4 separate regions of the Homo sapiens genome follow, and all the other regions are linked to region 3. The links are chromatin loops, found by intact Hi-C in ENCODE. Cell type or tissue: mammary epithelial cell. All regions are shown on one strand.

Region 1 (5,000 bases), 81 kb after region 3:
TTTATTAAGGAATTACTGTGTGCAAACCACACTGGTAGGAACTGGGTTAGGGGTTGGACAAAGGAGGAAACCAGATGGATCGGTCATTGTGTAGCATTCAGGGTCCAGTCAGGAACAGACAAACCACACTGGATATTTCAACAGGGTATTTATTATAGAGAATTGATAATGCGGGTGTTAGAGAACCGAAACGACCTTTTAGAAGGAAGGTTGGGGCAACATAGACTTCATAATTGCAAGACGCGGTGCATTCTTGGGCTGAGGAAACATAGGGAAGGACCTAGAAGCTAGAGGAGGGCCCACTCAGAGCTGGGCTCTAATATCTGAGCAGGGGCTTCTACTTAGCAAAGCTCACAGGACAGGCCTCAAGGAGCTGGGGTCCAGATGCCTGAGAAACATGGATGATGCTGGTGCCTCTGAGGGACACTATGAGGTGGGTTCTGGCATTTGGAGAGAAGCTGCAGGCTGGAACCAACTGCTACTGACTGAGTGATGTGCCATCCTTGGAATATCGTTTTCAGGAACATGAAGCAAACAGGAAGAAACAATTTCCGTCTCCCTCCCACCTCTTCCTTCCAGTTTCTCCACCTGGTGCCCCTGACAGGAAGCAGCCAGCAAACCAGACGTATGGTTTGCATAGTATCAGCCCCAGCTTCATATGCAGAGTGAAAAAGGGCAAATTGAGCAGAGAGTCAATAGCTTAATAACCAGCACGCACGGCTTACGTTTTCAAATCTAGTAAGGAAGATAAAACACATGTGCAAATATAAAAATTAGTAAGCAACCTAACAGGTATAGAAACTGTTGTAAGTGTCCTGTGAAGAACATATGTATTTCCAAGTGGGGAAATCAGGAAAGCGTTATAGAGGGGTGGATTTTCACATCCGCCTTGAAACAGGATAAAGTTTTAATAAAATAGAGAAGATTAAATAAAAAACACTTCAGGCGGAAGATACAGTGTGAGCAAAGATGGAGTGGTCAGAAATCACAGAGAACAACAGATTGGGAAGTAGGCTGGAAAAATATTGGAGAGGGCTTTGAATTCCAGATTAAAGAATGTTCTGAATTTTTATGAATTTTTGAACACTTTGAATACTTGACCTTGACAGATTATTTGAATTCTAGGAGAAAAGATTCCAATGTAGTGCAGAAAGTTGGGACATCTCTTTTTAGAGGAACAAAAACCCACAAGATAAAGCAGATTGTAAATTCCCTCAAAAATCAAGTGACTTTGCAATTCTCTGCACTGGGCAACAATGCCAAGCTCTCTAGGAGTAGCCAGTATATTGAAGAAGTGTCAGACATTTCACGAAACTTACTGTGGTGTTTGGACCATTTGCAGTTCATTTTTGGCATGGTCTATAGGTGGAGACATTTTCCATTTAAATCTCTGCCCAGCTGCTGTGTGCACAATGGTTTAAATGGCACACCAGCTGCGTAATGCAGTCATCTGTCTTTCCTAAACATGAACAAGAATACCATCAGTTCTGTGAATAAATATATTTTTTTCCAGTTAGGGAGGTTAACACATGGAAGATTAACTTCATGCGGTGTGCCATTAACCACATATTCAGGGGTGTGAAATGACAGAATCAACTTGGAGTTGGGGTTCTTCATTGGAATCCATGGTCTTACATAGTGGTGGGCAGGTACACTGGCTTGGAGGATGGGAGGGAAGAGCCCTGACTTTTCATGGTGTTGGCTGATTTTTGTGGTGTAAATACTCCCACCATGGCCAATTTAAGCTTTCAACCTGACGTCACTGACTGAGAACTTGGGAAAAGATATGCAAAATTGGCTTTCCCAAGCCAGTCTGAGCTAACTCCAGCACAGTGCTGGTAGGTGTTAGGTGGAGGAGGAAATGATGAGATGCAGCCAACTGCAAGAAGCCTAGAAATAAGGACTACAATTTAAGCTAAGCGAGAGGAGAGACACAGATTCAGGAACCAGCAGAACTTGAGAGAAGTATTGAAAGCCCTTGAAAAACAGTGATCATAGGGAAGAGAAGATGAAAGAACTGACCAAAGATGACCAGCCATAGTCAGCTGTCTCCCTGGTGATCTAGCTTGGCAAATTGTCTGACCTACTTTATGGAGAATGAGCATTTTATCCCCTCCCATAGCTGACCCTGATATTTTCCATATAGAACTTGGGAAAATAAGTTGTTGTCAGTTAAAACTTCTGAAGCTAAGACACGTGAATTTTATATGAGAAATGGGGCCTATGCGTAGCTTCCATTTTTTTTATTTGAGAGATCAAATGTTTTCCTCATGACTTTGAAAGATGTCCCATTTCTTTGTACTGAATAGGTTAATAGTACAGATAAATTTCTACTGTAGTATTTCTGATGCTTGGCCTGACAGTCCTATGTAGTCAATTGCTAATGGCCTTGTTCACAAGCTTGAGTCTGGTAAAATATTTAATTCAGCCATAAAAATGACTACATTAAAAATTAAATTAATAATGATTAAAATTAAGTATTAACTATTCAATTAAATTTAAAAATAAATCCAGGAACTTTTAATTCTCCTTATGGAGAGAAACAAACAGTGTTAATATGCTTGACAAACAATAAATATTTAACTTCATATTTACACCCTATATGGAGAAGAAAAAAGTTAAAATTTGATATTATGTTATAAAACTGTCTGTGGCTGTGCTTTTACAATGCCCTTGAGTTGAACTAGAATGCTGATGGAGAATGAGCTTGCATTTTCAATCAAAGAGAAAGCATATAAACCAGAGCCAGGAGTAGGTATGCATTTTCATAAACCAGGGCGGTCTAATCATCTAACACAGTTTCTCATGGAAAGCAAAGGATGGGGTGCCAGCAAATTATTAAACTACGTGGCATATTCCCCTCAAACACAGACGTGAGCACACTCACAGAGAAGCAGCAGCTGCAGCTGCAGCAGTGAAGGTAGGGGCTAGTGACCAGCTCCTGCCTTGCAAACAATGCAGCATCCCCGCCTGGCATTTGGAGGATCGCCTTATGCTTATTCTGCCACCTTGTGTGATGCACATATATTACAAGACAAAACATCTTCAGACACTAGTTCTATTAGCCCTTACTTAACACGCTGTTTTACTTCATTTAAAAAAAAAAAAAAAAAAAGAATTGTCCTGCTTCAAGGTTTACCCCTACCAAATCATTGGCGCAGCTGAAAAACTGACTTGACTCCTGAGATAAATATATCTCAGGAGTATTAGCTCATGGTGCAAAGGCACAGACACTGGTCCACAAAAACACACCGGCAAGGATAGGCTCATAAAGATGTGAGCATGCTCGCACTAGGCTCAGATGGCCCTTGGTCTAGGTCACCAACACAGAGATGAGTTGGAGCACAGGGGACCATGGCATTTATTTCCAGTCTCTAAGAAAGTGACCAGTAGGGCAACTGTCCTTGGCATTAGCCCATCTGTCTCATCCACCACTGTTCAAGCCTCGAGGCCAGTTCCCACATGGCTGCGGCTGCACTGTTTTTGCTTTTGCTTAGTAACAGCAGCAGTGATTTGGAACAAGACATTCCAAAGGACTTATCTGACCCCTTTGACTCAACGTAGGAGGATGAACCCAACAGCCAAAAGTCGAGCAGCATTTGGAAGTAACAGACACTGTGAACTGCTGAGCCTACCGAGCAGGGACACAGTTACATCTCCCAGACCACCCACTCCAGACAAATGTGTAGTGATAGCAGGACAACTATCTTTAGACAGAACATAAAGACGTGTCGTTCTGATCTGTTTGGACAAGGGAACCGTACTGTATAAACTCTGGTTTCAAAGTAAATGTCATATTTAATTTTTGGCATTACTGATTCCTGCTAACACTATCTTAAATACTGCCACACTGGAGTAATGGCTATTTAAATCACAATACTTGGAAAATATTATTATTTTTAATAATATTGCTTCCCCTTGTAAGTGCTGTATTTGCTGATAAAATTGCTCTTTTGATTTTTAGAAGTATATCTGAAATCTTATTAGTTGTCAAAGAAAGCTTATAATGACCCTGATGAGGTGTGTTGTAAACATGTGCAGGAAGCCCTTCTTAGGAGGTGGCTGTATCTGTGGAGAGAGGACTGCAGCTCTGGCACCTGTCAGGCCTGGGCTTGAACCTCCACTCTGCCTCTGGAACAAATCTCTCCAAATGATTTCAACTTTCAATGTGTAAATGAGACATAATAATACCTACCTTGGCAGAGTTTCTGTGAGTATTGGCTGTAATAATACATGCAAAATGTCCAACACATCATAAGAGGCACATGATAGGTGGCTACTGCTAAGTTATCAAGGGCATTCAGTCAAGTGTGCTCAGAAAAACAATTGCAGAGAGAAAGGGAGAGACAGACCAGAATTGTCTTACACCTGAGACTAAATAGGATGCCTAAATCTTATACGTACTTTGATATCCCTAAGAAAATAAGGGTTTTCCACCTTTTAATCTTGTGGTTATCATTTATTGACAAGAACTTCACAGGGATGTTATATTATACTATGTTATGTTATATGATTTTATATAGTGCAGTAAAGGTCAATTTGTGAAATTCCTACTCAAAATTTAACAGTATCAGCACTGACAGCATCGTGGTAATTTACTGGATATTTTCATGGTCCTTATTGCCCAAGTTTCCTGTCGCAGAAGAACTGACGTTGCTGGATTTGGAGAGGTTAAGGTTGCTGCCTGACCTGATAAATTCTCTCTTCAGAATCATCCCAGTGAGACCATTAAGAAAAGGTTGTAGAGAGAGGTTTTATTAAACGAAAGCAGCAAGGAACCCTGAACTTTGCATGTGGAGGGAGCATGAGAGCCTCTGCCCGCAGTGAGCATCACCTCCTCCACTTCAGATCACAGGGACCCAAGAACCCCCCAGGACTAGATTCTGTCCCCTCCCTTAGCACTGTGCACCCTCTTGGCTCTCCAATTCAGACCTGCTCCAGACTGGGAGAGGGGCCTTTCTTAGCCTCCTGAGGCATTGGCAGAACTTTCTGCATGTCCT
Region 2 (5,000 bases), 1.8 Mb before region 3:
TATTTTGGGTCACTAAAATAGTTTGTTCAATAGATATTATTAGAACACATGACAAAAAATTATCCCTGTCCTAGCAACTTCATCTGTGCCAAAGAGATTGAGGAATGTTTCAGACTTTATAAATTGTTTTCTAAATTCAACAGAAAGTCAGAAAAAAATCAAAATAAGACTAAAATAATCCCAGATTGTTAAAGTGTTCTATTATTGGTTGAAGGCTTTTACACATGATATTTTGCATGAGCCTTAATTAACATGTTCTGTATATCCTTTCTTTGTCCTGACATGACTCAGTAATTAACATATTTTCTGTGTAATATATTTTGGTTGACCACAATATGGAAGATGTATATTGTGAATTTTCATATTTTGGGTTTCACAATTTGTAATCTCCAAGTTTTCTGAAAAACCATGAAACCTCTGCTCAATCTCTGTAGCTTTGCTTAGTTGCTACTAAATATAAATAAAATAAAAATTAAAATAGCAAATTTATATATTTCTCCTTTTGATTTCATTTTCTAGAAGGCTGGAGCCATTTCCCTTATATTTTCTCTATAGCTCATTGTGGACAATGAATAAATATATGAAGTAAATTATCAATAATTGCATGCAGTTCTATTTCCATCTGTTTTTGTTTGCCTTAGAAGGGTAAGATAAATTTATTGGCCACATTGTTTATTACCTGTTCAACACAAAGAGGAGTTGTAGAATAATTGTTTCTTTTTATTCAGCCTTCCTCATTGAGGGTCTATATCCTTTTTATGGGTGATAAGCTGATAATTTCAAGCTTCTGTTTTTACCTTTTTTTTTTTTTTCACACTCCTTCAATAATTCATTGCGTAAACCAAACTCTGAGCAGTTGAGTTGGGAAAGGTTTATATGTGCATGTCTCTATCATAGATGTTTTCTTTGCTCTAGAATGCACATATTTCCCTATGAGAAATTGAGAGGACAGCTAGCTTTATGTGCTTCTGAAAGCCTGGCATTGTGAGTTTCTTTTGTACATAATAACTGCAGGTGCTTTCTGGCGGAGAAATGATCCTGTGATCTGATAGCCGGTTTTCACATTCTGTGATCATGGCCAGTTCACAGAATACAACAAAGGTGGAAGATTGTTGTCTTCCCCTGGGTTGCCTAAAGTTACAGTGCTGATCTTTTGACCCTTAATTTCAGTAAGTTTGATTGCTCAAGGAACCCCAGTGTGCCTATTTGGAGCTGGTGTGGCATTTTGCTGTGGAATTGATGGTCAATATCCTAACATGCACATAGTTTTTAGAAGGCACATAGAGTCTTTTATGTAATTGTCTGGCATTTTAAATAGTTAAATGCAACCAATGTCTAGGATAAACTACCTTGAGTAGTTTAGTGGAATGTCTTAGGCCTGATGATGTATTTTGACAAACGATTACTGTGATTAGAGTGTCACTGCTTTCCTCCTTATGAAGTAGAACATTGTCCGCCCTGAGACTGCAGAGTCACAAGAGAAATGCAGTCAGTCTTCATTGAAATAAAGCCAGCACATGAATTTGGATTTTTCAAAAATGAAATTATTATAATAAGGGATTTTAAAATAAGTAATGCAACATGGTATTAAAAATGGCTAATCTTGCTTCATTACTAATCTTGTGCCACATTAAAATGAATTGGTTTTACTAAGTATTTTAATTGTTTCCCCTTCTGATTTTCATTTCCTTACTCATCATCAGCATCTCTCATCAGCCAGAGTTTAAAATATTCTCTGTCCTTGTTCATCCCATGGAAACTGATCAGGTATTTAAACTATGAATTAGTTTCTCCATAATAACCACACTTGATTCTACTTGCAAATCATTTAATTTAAGACCATGTTAATTTTTGCCTCACTAAATGCTGCCTCGTTCTCAATTCCTGCTTTGTTTCTCAAAAGGTGACTTAGTTGATGCAGTTAAGTGCCTTTTAACCACTAGAGGGAAACATACCAATCTACTATGAGCAATGCAGTGTTTTCAAATGGTAAATATCCTCCTGAAGCTGTAGGTTCTGCAATTGTTTTCTGTGATCTTTTCCCTCTGAATATTGACAGCATTATAATGAGGAATCAGCAAAGGGTATATATTGATAAAAAATTTAGAGAAGATAGTTTCCTTTTTATTGAATAATTTGGAACCTATTTATTGCTGTAGTAAATTCATTTTCTAAGTGAATAAATATCCCCAGGTCACTAAGGTTATGCTTCTATAATGCAAGAATTCCTTTGCACACTAATTCTGGAAAGGAATGTTCTTTAAATGTTGATGTACTGTATTCACACAAAACATATTGAGTGAATAAGCAAGCATTTACTGAATGTTGCTTCATTATTAGAGAGAAAAATATCTTTCAGACAGATCAGATTCTGTTTGCGTCCTAGATTAGTGATGTAAGAGCATTCTACAGATTGTTCTCAGTATTGCTCTGGCTCAACCATACTTTAATTATTAAGTTTATTATTGTTTGAAACAGGGCCTCCCTCTTTCACCCAGACTGGAGTGCAGTGGTGTGGTCATGGCTCACTGCAGCCTCTACCTCCTGGGCTCAAGGGATCCTCCTGCCTCAGCCTCTTGAGTAGCTGGCAATATAGGCCCAAGCCTGGCTGATTTTTAAATTTTTTTGTAGAGGTAGTCTCGCTGTGTCACCCAGGCTGGTCGGGATCTCCTGGGCTCAAGCAATCCTCCCACCTTAGCCTCACAAAGTGCTTAGATTACAGGTGGGAGCAACCACACCTGGCTAAGTATATTATTTAAAAAACAATTATCTGCCAGCCGGGCATGGTGGCTCAAGTCTGTAATCCCAGGACTTTGGGAGGCCAAGGCAGGCAGATCACTTGAGGTCAGGAGTTCAAGACCAGCCTGACCAACATAATGAAGCCCCTTCTCTACTAAAAATACAAAACTTACCCAAGTGTGGTGGCAGTCACCTGTAATCCCAGCTACTCAGGAGGCTGAGGCAGGAGAATCGCTTGAACCTGGGAGGCGGAGGTTGCAGTGAGCTGAGATTGTGCCACTACAGTTCAGCCTGGGGGACAGGGTTAGATTCCATCTAAAAAAAAAATAAAATTCTATACTTAGTTTATTATTTATACTCAACGATACTTGATATGAACCCAGTTGCAGCAGTTATGCAACACCATCTCTTTTTCTAAGAGCTTTATGGAAATTTGAAACAGGAATTTTATAGAATCAAGCACAGCGTTGAAGGCTAAGGCTCATGATATCAATGCTAGATGAATAGATTTCAGGGAACTGGCTAAAAATACAAAGGTAATTCTGGAGCAATTAATGGCTATAAAAAGTGAAGATACGGCCCGGCGCGGTGGCTCATGCCTGTAATCCCAGCACTTTGGGAGGCCAAGGAGGGCAGATCACGAGGTCAGGAGATCGAGATCATCCTGGCTAACATGATGAAATCCCGTCTCTACTAAAAATACAAAAAATTAGTTGGGCATGGTGGCGGGTGCCTGTAGTTCTAGCTACTTGGGAGGCTGAGGCAGGAGAAGGGCATCAACCCAGGAGGCGGAGGTTGCAGTGAGCCAAGATCACGACACTGCACTCCAGCCTAGGCGACAGAGTGAGACTCCGTCTCAAACAAAAACAAACAAACAACAACAAAAAAAAAAACGTGAAGATACAGAAGCAGGTCACAGCATTTAGGGAAACTCTGGACATGAGGAATATTTGAATATTGTAAGTGGTATTCATAAATACTCTAAAAACAGTGTTTTTAATGCATGTTGCAAATGTTTTGTTTTACTTTTTTAATGTGCAGAAAAAGTACAAGATGCTGAGTACTTGTACTTGATGTTAAGTTTCACTTAACAAAATGGCCTCTAGTTCCATCTACGTTATTGCAAATGGCACAGGTTAATTCTTTTTTATGGCTGAATACTATGCCTCTATGTATCACATTTTCTTGGTCCACTCATGCATTGATGAACACTTAGGTTGATTCCATATCTTGGCTGTTGTGAATAGTGCTGCAATAAACTTGTCAATCATACTTTTTCTTCTCTAAGGGGCACTAGTTAATAGGTATGACTCTTCACCATTTCTTTCTAATCTTTTGTAATTTACTTAAAATCATTTGATCATTTTTTATTAGATTTCGTGTATAATGCAATCCTCATTTCTAGTTTACTCATTGATTTATTTTTTTTCCAGTATGCCAAACCCCTGAAATAACTTTAAGACCAGATATACCTTTTTTAAAAAGATTGGGTTAGAAAAAAAGGGACATTTTCTCTTTCAAAGTTGAAAATCATTTCTTTGAATTTGTAATAATTACCTGTATGAGTAACATTGCAGAAACATCTTTATAATTTTTCCTAGTGCACTGTTACACAGTAGAACTGTATTCAATGATGTCATATTCTGTACTGTCCAATATAGTAGCCACATGTTGTTATTGAGTACTTCAAATGTGACTATGACTGAAGTACTGAATTTTTACTTTTATTTAACTTTAATTAATTCAAAATTTAAATAGCTACATGTGGCTAGTAGCTATTATACAGAAAAACATAGACCTAGGGTCTATGTTTGTTTTAAAAATACTCCATGTATGTTTACAAATGGTATAATTGTTGGATTTAGGATTGCATATATATTCACTAGATCAAGTTTGCTAACAGTGTGATTCAAATCTTCTATAGCCTTATACATTTATGTTTTGCTTAGCCTATCAATTACCTGGTGGATTTGAATTTTAAAATATTCTATGTTGTGATTTTCCTATTTCCTCTTGTAATTATGCCAATTTTTTACTTATACATTTTTCAGTTATGTTATTAATACATCCATATTATGATGTTTATTTATCTATGGATTCAGATTTTATCATTACGTATTAATCTTTGAAATTAATAATTACTTTAAATGCTTTCTAAAAGAATTAAGCATACTTTGGGGGTTCCTTTTTAGATCTATTTTCAAGATTTACTTTCAAACATAATATATTCATTTTTTCTTAGATGTCTCTCTTTTAAAAAC
Region 3 (5,000 bases):
AAAGCATCCCCTTCTTGCAGTGAGTGAACAGAATCTCACTCCTCACCATAATAATTGCTCATGTGTTAGGGACCCATTCCTATGTTATTCTCAAATACTACATTTGCTTTGGGAAGAGTTGTTGTTGTTGTTGTTTTTAATTTCACCAAGCCAGCTTAAACTAAAAAATAATAATAAACTAAAATAAACCTCTACTAAGATTTAAATCTTCTTCTACTCTCTGCGTGTTTTTCTTGATAAAAATCATCCTTGAGAAACAATAGTGCTGAAGGGTAGAAAAGCCTCACAAAGAAGACACAGAACAGAGCACAAAGAAGATGATTAAAATCTGTATGGTCCCTAGACATAAAACCTTTTTTTTGAACCAAATCACCTTTATAGAAATTTTTGAATCAGGGAATGTACATTTGCCAGAACAAACAGCTCAGAACATGAATGAACTACATAAATCAGAATATAATCAGTTTTCACTCTGCCTGTTTATTGCTTCTGATGAAATTCTCTTACCAAGTCCTACTGAATTTGCCATTATCTGCTGTACCTGGGAAAAAAAATGATCCCAAAATACCCTAAATAATATTTGAAATGTATTTTAAATCTGGGGTCTATTTGGTTAGTGAGCTATATTACATTTTAAATACGATGCTAGACTATTACGTATTTATTTTCATAGTTTTCTTTACTGATTTGGCACAGTTTAGTTCAAATTGTACTCATAAAACCTAAGACAGACAAATGTTCAGGTCACATTTATTCTGGTCTTTTAAACTGCTCTGTTGTAACTACACAATGAAGCTAAAAGAGACATGGCTTTAGTAGCTGTGAGGATTTCTATTCATTCATGCCAAGTTCCACATTATATTTATCTCCTTGCTATCACTCAAGTACAGGCTCAATTCATTAAAAAATGGTCTTTGTGCTACCCCTATGAATCCATTCTTCTGGCTATATAAAATTAACTCCAAGTTCCCTTTGCATTTGTCTCAAAGTTTTTTGTTTCTTTGCATTCTTTAGTTGTATTTCTTCTATTGCTGAATGAATGGGAAAGAATTTAATTTGTAAATTCTGAGTCTCAGGTCCTCCGGGAGCCTATCTCTGCCTTAGGTTCCTTAGACCAAGGAATTAAAATGTTCCATAAGGTAGATGTTTCTGGACTGTATAAAGGGACCTTTTTTCTCTTAGCCTTAAATTACTGGACTATGAGAGTCAAGTTAATTTTCCTTCAGCTTTTTCTGCTGGGAGTGAAACATTTCAAATTTAAAACCATTTTTCTTTTTGTAAGCCTCAAGTGAATTATAGTTCTATGTGTTCGAGTATGTAAGTCAAAGAAAAGTAAAGTGACAATTGATTGTGTCATCTAGCCAAAAGATAGCAGAGATTTACTCACTCTGGTTGAGATTCAGGGTTAGGTCATGTAATACGATGACCCAACCTATCATAAGAACCAGGACAACTGCCAGTTTCATAAATCAGGACAACCGTGCCTGAGGGAGCGGTACCTACCAGAGTGATATCGCTGCCCCAGCCCCGTCTGGTACAGCTATCTTGCTGAGACAGCACACAGGATCGCCAGTGAAAGGCCTTCCCCATTTCCAATTACTCATTCATGTCAGTAAAGGAGTATGCCACTGTGGGGAAAAGCTACTTTTTTTTAATGGGGTATAATTACATTAAAATATGTGTTAAATTGCTCAAAATGAACTCATTCCTTCCCCCACATACCTATTCCATGTTTGGAGGACCCAGGTCCAGGGTGGCAAGGGGTTTAATCTGGCATTTCCTTTCATGAGCAAGTTATCCTGCAGCAGAGTGGCTCTGTGAGTAGCTATGAGAGAACCATAGTAGAGTGGCTATGTGATTGCCATCATCCAGCCTAAAACCATCAGGAAAATCTGCAGACTCAGAGTCAGGAAACAGAGGACCCAAAAAAAGGGAGTTCTAGGAACTCTTATGTCCTTCTGTGTTTTGAGCTCAAAAGAATTCACTCCCAGGAAGAGTGAGAAAGGCAGCCACCACTTTAGTAAACTCATTCTCCTTCTACTGCTGATTTGTAAACAAGCAGGAAATCATCCATGAAGAGGCTTCTGAGAGAACTGTTCTCAGGCTGTTTGACTTAGGATGAGGAAATGTACTTATAGGGAGGTTTTTCTGAACAAAAATTGCATTCATTTGTATATTTCTGATATCTCAACAGGCAGCCTAAAGTCTCATAAGCACTTCTGAGGTGAGTAGTTTTAGGAATCCAAAAGGATGAATGAGAGAAGTGAGAAACAGGAAGTGGGCATCAGGAGCCTAGGCCTGCCATTAAAGCCTCAATAGATTTATAAATTGCCTAACATATAAGTAGGATGAAAAAAGGAGCTAGAGTTATTTTTGGTTTCTTCTTCCATTTGTGTTATTTCCATGATCAATTACGTATGTTTCATGGATAGAGTTTCATTAATCATACACCGTATTTATTAAAAGCTGAGCAAATATGAAGCCTGAGTGTCGACCTTGGCTAAGATGAGGAAGACTTCTTCAAATTGCAACACAACATCACCATCTAGTGTCCAAAACCTGAAACTTAATTCAGTATCACTGACCTATAAAATCACGTACAGCAGCCTCAGGAAGAAACCATATTCAACAGATAAGGAAACTGAAACCCAAAGAGCTAAAATGATTTGCTCGTGTTCATAGAGCTGCAACTAGCCCAATCCTGGTTGCCCAAACTCAATTCAGTGTGACAAGGGAACATAACAGCTATTAAGCATTCAGATATTCTCAAGACAAAAGAGAAGATTCTCTTTTATAGCAGTCTTCACCTTTAAACAGATCTACCCTCAAGTTAGTGTATTAGAAGATAGCTACAACGGTATCAAATGTGGACAACTAGTTAGGAGGAACTTAATATAGATATAATTAATATAGATATAATTAAACAAACATCCAAGTTTATTTAAACAGAATAAAACAATAAGAACAGACAAAACTATAACAGCATTAGGTAAAGTATTTCCCAAAGGGCTTTAGTTAATAGCCTGTAAGATTCAGTACATCAATATCAAAGGAAATATATACCTTACTCATTTAATATTTTGCTTGGAAGTCAAAAGAAATGTTTTGAGTGTTTGTTTATCATTACCAGCTGTTCTGTCTAAACCCTCAAGAGATAGATTATAAGAGGAACTGAAAACAAGGACTATGGTGAGTCTCCTAATATTAATTGATGACTCTCTTAATATTCTATTATACAGATAAATTCTTCTAAACATCACATTTTAGCCTCTTCTAAGGTTTGTACACATCTATATCATTTATGAACCCATATCTAGCAGGATGTTTCTGTATCACAGACCTCAGGTTACTGTGGACTAGATTGGAGAAAGTGGGAAAGTACTTGGATGCAGTTTACTTTTCCATCTCATTCACAGATCCAGCATCAAGCAGATTAAATGTCAGTCTCTGTCCCTGCTTGCCCCAAAGGCAGGTTTTGTTCTGAGGTCTTCAGCCTCCTTCCTCCCAGCTGCTCCTGGGTTATCAGCAGCTAGTGTTCAGTACATACGGTGGAGACAGCTAATCATGCTAAAAATGCTTATGGCAATCTTCTGCCTTATGCTTGTTGGCTGACCTGTTATCTTTGTGCTTCTTCATGCCTTAGCTGACCAGTTGTGACAAAACCCCCTGCCAACTTGCTTAGCTGGAGTCCTGTCAGGGCCTCCACTGCCCTTCCCGCCCCAATTCCACTCTTGCCTGAGGGTTACAAGTTTTTAATCAAAGCCTTAATGCCAGGATTCTTAAGAAGGGGCAGGGAGCTTATCAGAATCACCTGGGGAGATTTTCCTAATTATAGCCCCCCACACACCTCATCTTTTCCTTACAGAGGGAGTGTTCCGTAACCCTCAGGTACATTGAGGAGGGAAAAAAGAAGTTGAAACCCATTGGCTTCAAGCAATGAGAGTAGTGAGGTTAATCTTCTTTTGATTCAGATGGAAAATATCTCAAAAGAGGGAAATGAAACCTTGTCTCCTAAGGATGAAACTATAATAAAACCTTAATTAATTTGGACCCCATTAATTCAAAACGTGTGATAATTAGAAAAATGGTTAGGTTAAAGTTTACCTTTCCTCTAGCTAGGGGAAAAGTGGCTGAAGATTACTTCCCTGTACCTAGGAAAAGTGAATTTGCTAAGCAAATTAATATTTCCAAAGAGAAAAATGTTTAACTGATTGAGCAAGTAAGTAGTTTTCAGGCAATTTAGGTACATTCAGCAGACAAACAAATGCTATTGTAATTATAAATGATCCCTTTCTAGTAATAGAATAGGCTTGCCCAAGGTTCTTTCCTAGGCAGCATTCTAGAAATAAAGTTATCCATTGGAAGTAATGAAATTAAATTTATTTTTGGACTCTACACAATTCTGACTGATGTTTTCTTCATTTAGAACAAACTTCCATGGTTTTACTGAATCCTACCTACTGATAAACTCAGAAAGCAACCCAAGTATCCCTGGCGCCTTGTTTCAGCCATCAAATGTGTGCAAGTAGTATATGTTCAAGTTCTTATTTCAGCAAAGAGAAATAGTCAACGCTTGGGAAGGAGTAGGAAATCAGGGGCAGGGGGTGAGGGGAGGAAGGCTTCACAATATATACATATAATTGGTTGAAAAATAAACATATGTGTTATCTGGAGTTTCTTTTTCCGTTCCATAGGTTATAAAATGGTCTTACTTGGGGTGAGAGGGGAATCAGAAGCTGTGTGATCAAAACGTCTTGAAAAACAGAAATGATGGTTTAGACAAAGTCAAGTGGGTTGCTTTATGCAGGACTTCTAAGAGCCTTTCCTAAGCAAGTGGGCAATGTCTATTTCTGAGAGAGTGGTGTGATATTTCCCAAAGTTATCTTCAAAGGGAATCCTGTCTTCACTGAGCATCCTGGGAACATTATTCCCAATACTACAAGGCCACTCTGGGAAACACTAAACCAGTTGTGTAGCAATTTATAAATAGCCTCAGAATT
Region 4 (5,000 bases), 340 kb before region 3:
AAAGTTAGCTATTTTCACTTGGAAAAAAATTCTGTTTACCTCCATTTTCTTTAAATGCCATTTGGTCACATGAAAAACACATCTAACTTTCTGGCTATTCTACAAGACGTCTTGGTTTCTTCAAAAGTAGCTACTAATGCATCTTCTGCATTAACACTTATTATGCATTTGGATACCACATCTATGGAAAAAGGTCATCTCCTCAAATTGCTTCATGATTAAATCACACAGAAAAAGAAATTTCCCAGTGATGCCTGAATTTTCAAATCTTTGTGAAATTCCAACCAAAATAATATTCCTTACTGGTGGTGTTGGACAACATCTCTCCCATCATATCTCTATTTATGCTGGATCGAGGTGCGTTTTGAGAATGTATTCAAACAATGTTTACCACCAGGACTTAGATGATTTACAGACTGAGGTGGCCCAAGTGGAGACAAAGTCTGGGGAAGAGTGTGGAGGAGGGGAGATGGCAGCTTCTGTGAAAGTATTCAACATAAGGAAAGCATTTCCTTCTTGGGAGCCACATTCAGTAGCAGGACCAAAGATGGAAGAGAAGAAGGAGAGAGGCGGTTTGCAGCAGCTTGCATCAGTCACAGCTCAACTAGAGAAGCTGAATAAGTAGGATTCAAATGAATTTATACAGACAATGAGCAATTTGGGGGGCCAGCTATTCAAATTCAAAGTCTGTAAGGTGATCAGTCAGGGAAGAAGGATTGCAAGCAGGCCAGAACCCCACAAACACAAGCTGCAGTGTGTTGTCCATAGGCACCAGTCAGGAAGGAAGATCCAGGAGAAAGAGAGAGTAACTGCATGTCCAGCTGCTGTGTTGAGTCCCTGAGCTCAGAGAAGGCTTAAGCCCTCTTTAAAGCCCTAGAATTAAGTAAGTCAGGCCCAACAATGATAGTATCCCTTTTGATTCACCTGAAGTAACTGACATGTGACTATAATCACATTGACAGAATTCCTTCACAGCAGCACCTAGATTAGTGTTTGACTGAGTAACAGGGAGAAGAGAGGTGTGAGTCATAAAATGGTCATCGCCGCTTCCTAAGTTATAGCCCACACTACCTAGAAACATAGTAGATATAGAATTTTAGGGACTGTAGTTCAGTCTAGCCAAGTTAACACAACAAAAGGCCATCACAGAGCTAATACTAAAACTTGTCTAGATTCATCAATGCTGAAAATGTGTATTGGTAATTATATAAATGGAAGAGTTGTGTTACTAAATGCCATAACATTCTGGAACTCAGACAGCTTTGAAATGGAACTCTCTCATGCATTTCCCTCATTGAGCATTATGCAAGAAGGACATTTTTCTTCTAACATTGTAAGAGTAATGGCAAGGGCTATAGCCACTTAGCTCCAGCTCTGTTGCCAATTAACTGGACTCCAGCTCAGGCAGAGTGATGGTAGCAGCAACAGCAACAGAAATGATTTGCCTCTTGGATTTGTTCCTCTGTGCAACTGATGAGATTGGAGGACTCAGCCTCAGTGGCAAGTGATAATGATGGATTCATAAGCATATGTTAGCATCAGTGGAATATCAAAGGTACATAGAAAGTAGACACCATAAAAGGCTGGAGATACTAGAGTCAATGATGTAGGAGACGGAAGCCATTAGAATTGGAGTATTAATGTAAATAGGACTACAATTGTACTCTTCAGCTACCAGCATCTCAGGTACTGATGTGGCGCCTGCATATCGTATTTATATACCAAGTTTCTGTGGACGTTCTAGGGCAGAGGTCACTATGACAGGGTAATACTATGCCAGCACCCATTCTAAGATCTGGAAGTCCAGAGCTGATGGACAGCAGTCAAAATGAGATTGTCAGAATGGGGATGCAACTAGAATTAGAACCTCAGAAGAGGTAGGTAAAGGAAACAAGACCTATGAAAGAAACACAGTCATTACAAAACCAAACTCGGAAGCAAAAAGATAGGAATAGAGAAGGAACTCAACAGCCAATAAACTAGTCTCTGAAGGTGACAGAAACTTTACTACACCTGGTAACACCTCCCTCTTTCCCTCTGACTTTGGCTACAAAGCAAACCTTAGCTTGCCTAATTCACCTGGGTCCTTTGTAGAATTCTAACCACAGCTCTCCATTAACCCCAGGTGTTCCTTATGTAAGGGGAAGTAAGTGTTCTTAGTGGAAATTTTAGAGACAAACAAGGGATAATAGAATAATCCTAATAGGAAATTAACCTTAACTCTAACTGTCATCACTTGAAAAAGGAATACCATTTGGCTAATTTAGTACGTTTGGAAAACTTCTCTCCATAACTTAAAATCAGCATAATGCTAACTTCCTTTCTATGATAGTGAGATGTTATATCATGGTTAATCGTAGATGTAAAACAAGAATAATAGAAACATACAATAAAAAAACAATTTATTGCTACATTATTAAAATGGGAATTAGAAATCTTAGAATTCTTTGCATTTCTTGGTAGGAGAATAGATAGGAGAGATAGAAAACCTAAAATATTTTTTAAATTATTAAAATGGAAGTTAGTAAAATTTCATTCTGAATTAAACAAATTTTTGTCTGTGATATCTATCTACCTATGTAACATGTATTTGTTATTCCTCTGGTACCTCATAGCTAGAGCTGTTAGCAGATTAGGAAAAAAGGGTGCAGCACCTATAATCATGGGGGAGATGAGGACAAAGAAAGTGAGAAGGCAAAATATGAGAAGTCCCATAGAGGAAGTAAGAAAAAGAGGATGAAAGGAGAATAGAAAGGATAGAAGAATTATAACATGGTTGAGGATATTTGCAGAGATCTCCACTGCATGTATGGATTGTTCCAAATGCCTGAAGCAGGAAACAGAGTCTAACAGAGAAGAAAGAGTAAAGAGGGGGAGAGAAATAACATGTAGCATGATTAAGACACCATACAATAAAACTAATATTAGTGAAAAAATAATGGGCTGCTTGCTGACCTCCTCAGACCTTGATTTAATTAGAAAAAAAGCTGAAGGAAGTTTCTTAGGTAGCACTGAATTCAGAAAAGGGGATGGGCTTTAGAGTTAAAATGTACTTCTGAGATCCTTCCCCCTTCTTCCCTCTAGTGGCAAAGATGAACCATCTCACCTCTAATGTCTAGGAAGCCCTTTCCTCTTAGAGTTCACTCCACTAGGTGTTGCCTATTTCCTGAGCTCTCAACCTCCCTCTCTCTACCACATATTCCCCTTCAATAGTCAAAACTTACTCCATCATTTCTGTCCTCCGTGTCCCCACAGCCCCTCCAGCTATTGCCGTATCTGTCTACTCTTTAGAAGGAGATCAGAGTGTTCTTTTGAAAAGTACATCCAGTCATGTTACTCTTTCAAAACCCTTCCAAGGCTTCCCACTGTATTCTCAACATCTTTAACATTTGATCTACAAATTGTTGCCCAGCCCAGCCCTTGCCTAGTCTCAGTCATTCACCATGCTTTAGCCATATCACCTTCTTTAAGCTCCTTGAACACACCCCGTGCCCAGTTCAGCCCTGCCTGCACTTGCTCTTCCCTCTGTCTGAAAGTTTTGCCTAGACCTTTCATAGGCCATTCTTTAACTTAAATGTGACATCCTCAAAGAGGCTCTCCCCTTGACTAGAAAGGAAATTATGTTAAATCACAGTAACCTCTCCTTCTATTATGACACTTTTAAATATATATATTCTGTGTAAAGAGTTGCTGGATGTCTACCTCTCCCACCAGAGTGTAACAACAGATACAGTACATTTTACTTACCTCACTCAGTATCTACATAAATAACTGTACTATTCATCCTAAAAGCAGATCTTGTAAGTACAGGGATAAGTGCTTCCACCCTTTATCGAGGAGTTCTTATGTTGTTAAACTTAGTGATACCTGGAAAATTCATCACTGATATCAAATATTTTCTGTAAAAGGCCAAATAGTAAATATTTGATGCTTTGCAGACCAAAAGGGCCCCGCTGCAACCATTCAGCTCTGCCTGTGGCGTGAAAGTTGTCATAGATGATACACAAATGAATGAGCATGGTTGTGTGCCAACAAAACTTTATTCATGAACACTGCAATTTGAATGTCATATAATTTTCAAATGTCACAAAATATTCCTCTTCTTTGGATTGTCTTTCAAATTTAAAATTATAAAAACTATTCTTATCTTGGGGCCATACAAAGGCAGGCAGAGGGCTGGATTTGGCTTGCGGCCTATCATTGGTTGAATCTGATCTGTTATAACCACTTAGTTTCCCAACCTTTCTCCCATCCTTTCTCCTAATTGCAAAAACAAACCAATAAATTACAATGATAAACACTGCTCCCTGGAGAGGAACCATAATCCAGTTATGGCCCCCTACCCCCATCCCCTGCTTGAATCCTTCCAGTGGATTTCCATTTCTCTTAATGTCAAAACTCCTCAACAGGCCCTAGGAAGCTGATTTGGGTTGGGCCCACACCCCCATCATTGCACTGGCCATATTAGATATCTTTCTCTATTCTCATCCTGCTCATGCTTGCTCAGCTTCCAGGCCTCCTCTGGAGGCCGCCCTCACATTTTCCACCCTGCCCTTCCCCAGCTAGTGATCACTACCTCCTAAGGGGAAACATCCTTGCAGGTGTGATGCTAGTGCCTATTCTATGCCCCCTGACACCTACTTTTACCTCATGAGGCAGACCCAGCAGGTTGCCTACCCAGCGGCCACTGCCTCCTATCTCCTCTTCCCTTTCTTTTACCTGGCAAGGCTCATCTTCCACCAAAAGGGCTAGAAACTCACTTCCCAGCCTTTTACATTACTAGGCTATGGCCATGTGATCCAATTGTGGCCAATGAGATTCACTAAGGAAAAGGTCTCCAATTTGCAGTTTTGTTGATATTTGTTCCTTATCCTTTAGCTTGAAAAATTAAATAGCACATAGCATGTATATAGTGATTTTTAATGTTTAGAGTATTATATATTATGTCATTTGAACTTTAGAATAACCACGTGAAACAAGGAGAAAAGATAAACATTTCC

What was found. A loop is a pair of places that touch in the nucleus more often than their neighbours do. Peaks named below come from ENCODE experiments on the same cell type or tissue, not always from the same donor. Only the 100,000 strongest peaks of a DNase experiment are listed, where the experiment ranks them.
Region 1: it touches region 3 in a loop (5-fold over the local background); 2 of 110 quality-filtered maps call a loop at or near these places.
Region 2: it touches region 3 in a loop (10-fold over the local background); 7 of 110 quality-filtered maps call a loop at or near these places.
Region 4: a loop joins it to region 3, with 5 times the contacts of the local background. A loop is called at or near these places in 3 of 110 quality-filtered maps.

Annotation. Positions count from the first base shown.
Region 1 is chr6:90,857,798-90,862,797 of GRCh38, reverse strand. All of the region lies in intron 2 of LOC107986623 (a long non-coding RNA gene), which reads right to left. Among named protein-coding and RNA genes, the nearest start is that of MAP3K7, 270 kb to the right of the region's middle. In mammary epithelial cell, CTCF peaks have their summits at 1,368 and 3,003 (motif pointing left); a DNase peak (open chromatin) is centred at 3,487.
Region 2 is chr6:92,774,277-92,779,276 of GRCh38, reverse strand. No RefSeq gene overlaps it. Among named protein-coding and RNA genes, the nearest start is that of LINC02531, 53 kb to the right of the region's middle. In mammary epithelial cell, a CTCF peak has its summit at 1,931 (motif pointing right); no DNase peak of the experiment used is centred here.
Region 3 is chr6:90,938,592-90,943,591 of GRCh38, reverse strand. The region is part of intron 3 of LOC107986623 (a long non-coding RNA gene); the gene reads right to left. Among named protein-coding and RNA genes, the nearest start is that of MAP3K7, 350 kb to the right of the region's middle. In mammary epithelial cell, a CTCF peak has its summit at 2,543 (motif pointing left); a DNase peak (open chromatin) is centred at 2,551; H3K27ac peaks cover 278 bases.
Region 4 is chr6:91,274,608-91,279,607 of GRCh38, reverse strand. No RefSeq gene overlaps it. Among named protein-coding and RNA genes, the nearest start is that of MIR4643, 240 kb to the left of the region's middle. In mammary epithelial cell, a CTCF peak has its summit at 3,078 (motif pointing left); no DNase peak of the experiment used is centred here.